Linked DNA regions of Homo sapiens: region 2 is linked to region 1. A link is a loop called in an ENCODE intact Hi-C map of the cell type or tissue named here. Cell type or tissue: dorsolateral prefrontal cortex. All regions are shown on one strand.

Region 1 (2,500 bases):
TAGAAGAAAAACTCATTTTATTTAAAACTTCATTTTATTAAACTCAAGGTATTTGTCTCTAGTTGATCTGATGACTCAAAGTTTTCATGTTGGCCTCCTCTGAGGGCTTTGGAAAGCCTCGCATGCCCACAGAGGATGCAGCTGATAAAACAGAGACGGCCAGAGACAGTCACTTATCCCAACATCAATGGGTGCTTTCAGTTGATTCAGATGTAATTGAAATGCCCCATTTGCATTGAGTTCGCCAGTGCAGGAAAACACAGAAAAGAAGTGTCGGCCTTGCCCCGGGTTATAAACAATGTCCGGGTTTTTCATGAATTACATCTTATGACTGTTTCTAAATTTGAGAAAATAAATTGTCTAGCCACCAATGTGTGCAGATCTCATTTCATCTTCATTCAATATCCACTCAGCAGACAAAAAACCAAATGAACAAATCACCAGACTCCATCCAGAAGAGAAGACATTCCTGCCAGGGCGTAGCCCACATAGTCCCCACCCCGTCCCCTCACAGCAGCAAAAGTGTGCTTTAAAACAGCAGATTTCTCTGGCAGCTGTGTGTTTGTAATCACCAAAAGAAATATGTCCCCCACAATAAGCTCAAAACCATCACATACGTATAGAATGATTAGGTGCAGATGTTGACTCTTGTACAAATATTTTACTATGGATTCAATTATTAAGCTTTTGCCATACTTAATCACATAAACTATGCTTGAAGAATATATATACCTCTTTTCAACGCAGCAAATGCTGGGTGATGCCCTGGATTAGAGGAGGGATAGGACCATGTGCCGCTGTATATTGGGGAAAAATTCATTTTCTTCCTAAAACGACCCCATAGTGTGATACGAGAGTGACTGGAGTCATTTTATTAAAATGTTTAGTGTGAAATAAGGCAAAATTTTTAGACACACACACACACACACACACACACACACACCATGCTAACATCCATGCCTTTAGTTATTACAATTAATTAGTAGAGTAGATTTTACTTAGAAGAACTTAGTTGACAGATTTGTTTGTGGTAGAGCATCTCCCCCTCTACGGAGCTAGAAATATCACGGTAAATGTGGCGGTTAACAACATCTCTATCTGCTGCTAAGAAAGTGTTGACACACATGTTTGGCTAATCATTTATAGCAAATAGCTATTCCCATAAAGGCTAAGATTAGTCGGAATTGGCATGCACTTCTTTCTTCTGTGAGTCTCATTTGATTATGGATGATGTTTTGTTAGAGTGTATCCATGCAACCTCATAAATGATGTAAAACCCAAGAAAAACACAGACTCTGTGCCAAAACCGAATTAAATACACATCAGAAAAATGTGAGCTTGATTCAGGTTCAGGTACGATGAAACTTGCCTTGGTCTATTGTTGTTAAAACCTTCAGGAAAACTATAAAAAGCAAGCTTGACATTAATATCAATTTAAAGTTGGCGTGGCTGCCAACAGTTATTCCACATGAAGCTCAGCTGGCTGCACCATCTCCAGCACAACATATGGTGGCAGCAATTGCAGCCTCCAAAAGCTGTGAAAAATGGCCCACGCAGACTGGGCAAGGAAAAGCCGTCTTATCTGTGTAGATGTGCTGCCACTGTCAGCATTTTTCTAATGATGAGCACAGACCCGTCTGGGAGTTAGTTGTGGAGGTAATTGTTCCTCCCACTTGCGCTCTGGGTGAGCAGTTTCAGAGTCTCTTATCGGTGCCATATTCCCTTTCTCCTTCCATCAACTGACCCCAAGAGGTCTATTCAGCATGCCACCTCTTTTCTCTGCTCTGCCACCCCCTCCTCACACAGATTCTGGGAGATCCAAGCAGAACTACCCATAGTATTACTTCTGGAGCCTCTCAAGGAATCTGGAAGTCCTCTATCTTATTTCTCTACTATCCACAGTCCCAGGAATGGGGCTTAGGAGAACAAGGGCAATACCAAAGCCCAGTCGAGCACCAGGGCCTCCAACCAGGAAAGCATCTGTTCATCTGTGACTTGAAACATCATGTATTCATATGGTATGTGCCTGCTACTGGGAAGGGTTCTACCAGGTGTTGGGGGAGAAGGGAGAGGGACAAAGACCTGGGTGTGAAATGGTTGCATAAACTTCACCTGCTTGCCTGCTCACTAGGGAATGGAATCATAGACACCAGAAAGCAAAGTCACAAAGGGAAAGCAGGTAGAGGGTGTGAAGAGTTGAAACTCTCGAGTATCAGGTGGGCTGATAACCATTTACCCTGGCAAGGAAATAACTGACATCAGGTGAGTCGGAGAGAATGCCAAGTTAGCTTCCCCCAGGGGAGGAGGCTAGGCCATTAACACTGTGAGTACACGGAACACCCAAGTTTGTGGAGGAACCCTGTTCTAAAGCTGAAACCACTACTTATCACAGGAGTGTCTCATGTCCAGAAACCTAAGACTCTGACTCCCTTCTTGAGAGTTTTTATTTGTATGAAAATATAGCGTCCCCTTCAAAATTCATACTGAAACTTAATCTCCA
Region 2 (2,500 bases), 74 kb before region 1:
TAAGGGACGTGCTCTCCACGCACGCTTCCTTTCCTCGCAGGCAGCACTCAGATGCCTAGGGAAGATTGTGAGCCCTGAGTTTCTTCTACCTGCCCCAGCTTTAGGGGCCAACATCACTGCATTTGCGTGGGTTAATCCATGGACCCGTGGTAGTTACCACATGTACTTATGTATTAAGTTTCAGTATGCTTCGATATCAGTGACAGCCCAACATTTTAATTTTCCAGTGAAACGGTAGCTTTAGAATTACTCCCTTCATGGTTTCTGACTGCCCTGCCCCTACTTATGCCCCATGATGCTGTGCCACTGACTTCAAGTTCCTCTTATTTTTAATGATAGATTCTATAATGTCTCTTAAAAATGCTAAGGTCCAATAATTTTCACTGAATGTTCACACTTATATAAATGTTCAAGCAGATATCTCTGATATTTTAACCCACAGATTTTGCAAAAAAAGAGATTTTTTTCACTGACTTCTTTTGTTCTCTTCTTTTTAGTGCTCTGTGACATGTGAAAGAGGAACACAGAAAAGATTCTTAAAATGTGCTGAAAAGTATGTTTCTGGAAAGTATCGAGAGCTGGCCTCAAAGAAGTGCTCACATTTGCCGAAGCCCAGCCTGGAGCTGGAACGTGCCTGCGCCCCGCTTCCATGCCCCAGGCACCCCCCATTTGCTGCTGCGGGACCCTCGAGGGGCAGCTGGTTTGCCTCACCCTGGTCTCAGGTAGGGGAGGCCCTCGGTTCCTGGAGAGTGGGCGAGCACAGCTTGGCCTGGGGTTGGCCGCTGGCTCCCGGGGATGCTTCTGCGAGGGTGTTTTCCCCAAAGCTGGCCAAGCTACTGCATGAGGTTTTCTTTCCAGAGCATGTGCGGGTGGCCTGGTTCCTGGGTGTGGGTGTGGCTTTCTGAGGATGGTCTCCAAGTGTTGCTGAATCTTTTAGGGCACATATGTTTTCCTCTAAATGTCACCCAATTAAGTATAAGGAAATGCAATGCCTTGGGTAAAATCTGGGCTGAATTCCCCAGAGATGAGTGTGAACAGGAAAGGAATGCGAGCCCTGGGATAAATAGGTGGTTGTTCTTTTCAGCCCACCCTCAGCCCTCACTGTTTCCTGATCGGGTCGCTAGCAGCCTCATGCCCACCATGGAGCGGGGGTTCCTTCCTCGGGGTCTTTGTTCCTGTGTTTCTCCTCGTCTGTGCCCGCGCCTCCCACCACCCCTGCGATGCTGCTGGCATTTCTGCTTTCGGGTCGGGGTGGGCCCAGACCCCTTAGGAGTTCCGAAGGCTGACACTCGGTTCTCTGCAGCACACTGCAAGCGTGTGCACTGGCTTGTGGCTGCCCGGTAGAGAGGCGCTTCATCTGGTCTCCTTTTCCCATCTCTTGGCTGGGAGAGTGAGCCTCTTTCTAATTTACACAGAGGCCCTCTGCCTGCTGCAGAGGCCCTGGCTCTGATTCTCTCCTTTTGGAGAGATGGAGGTGGAAGGAAGCAGGCGGAAGGGAATAGGAGTGACTGCGTGTGGCAACAGCCCCTACATGTGCTCTCTCACTGTCTCGCCCATCTCCATGTGGGTCCCTAACTGGGTGCCACAGTGGAATGGACAGGAATAAGTGCAGGGACAACAGCTAGCCACCGTGGAGAGCCCTGTGTGCTGGCGCTGCTCTGAGTCAATTCCTTTCTCTCTCCTATTAGCCCTCTAAGGGGGTAACCTTATCATCCCTATTTCACAGATGAGGCAACTGAGGCACAGAGTCAGCTCCCACAGCGCTAGTGAGAGGCACAAGCTCACCTGCTCGATGGGGTCCACACGTGTCATTTGGCTTTGGAGAATAGTCACTGCACTGGGGTCCTTGGGTCCTAGACATGGTCCTGCCCGGCGCCCTCTGCTCTATATCCCCACTTCTAGGAGGCAGACAGAGGTTGCATTTCCTGGGCGAGGGCAGCAGAACAAAGACCCGGTCGAAGCCTATTGTCATGGGGGCTGAATGCTGGTTGCTAAAAAGCAAATGACAATGACCTCATGCATGTGCTTCTGCTTCCCACCTCATCAAAACACCTCCGCCTCCGGCCAGGGTTGCATGACCATAACAGGTGGCACACCCAAGGTGAAGTCTTACGTTGATCGTGCCACCAAGACACCCGTCACCAAAGCCTTTCCCGCATCCTCCGTGGTTTCCAGCATCTGATTCCAGAGGCCATTGGGCTGTGGCCTGTGCTCTGTCATTCAGAAAAACTTTCACAGGTCTTTGCCTGTCTCCAAAGACATTTCCCAAGTGATCAGCGTGGTGTCTGGTGCCATAGGAATAACCCTATCCACAGTGTACGTACAGCCTTCCCTCTCTGCCCACCTCTTGCCACTGTCCACAGAGAAGTCCGTGCTTGGCCTCTCACAAGAGTCCTCTTCCCAGTTTGCCCACTCATCCACCTCTTCAGGCCAACCTGTTCTGGGTCCCCCTGCACTGTACCAGGTGTTGCTGTGAGCTATCAGCATAACAAGCCCATCC

Evidence for each region. A loop is a pair of places that touch in the nucleus more often than their neighbours do. Peaks named below come from ENCODE experiments on the same cell type or tissue, not always from the same donor. Only the 100,000 strongest peaks of a DNase experiment are listed, where the experiment ranks them.
Region 2: it touches region 1 in a loop (8-fold over the local background); 6 of 110 quality-filtered maps call a loop at or near these places.

What each region holds. Positions count from the first base shown.
Region 1 is chr5:5,380,253-5,382,752 of GRCh38, forward strand. The region is part of intron 2 of LOC101929200 (a long non-coding RNA gene); the gene reads right to left. Among named protein-coding and RNA genes, the nearest start is that of ICE1, 41 kb to the right of the region's middle. In dorsolateral prefrontal cortex, no CTCF peak of the experiment used is centred here; DNase peaks (open chromatin) are centred at 184 and 1,539.
Region 2 is chr5:5,306,007-5,308,506 of GRCh38, forward strand. ADAMTS16 (ADAM metallopeptidase with thrombospondin type 1 motif 16) reads left to right here. Exons shown (of 23, transcript NM_139056.4): 21 at 498-722. The region is part of intron 4 of LOC101929200 (a long non-coding RNA gene); the gene reads right to left. Among named protein-coding and RNA genes, the nearest start is that of ICE1, 120 kb to the right of the region's middle. In dorsolateral prefrontal cortex, no CTCF peak of the experiment used is centred here; no DNase peak of the experiment used is centred here; H3K27ac peaks cover 1,430 bases.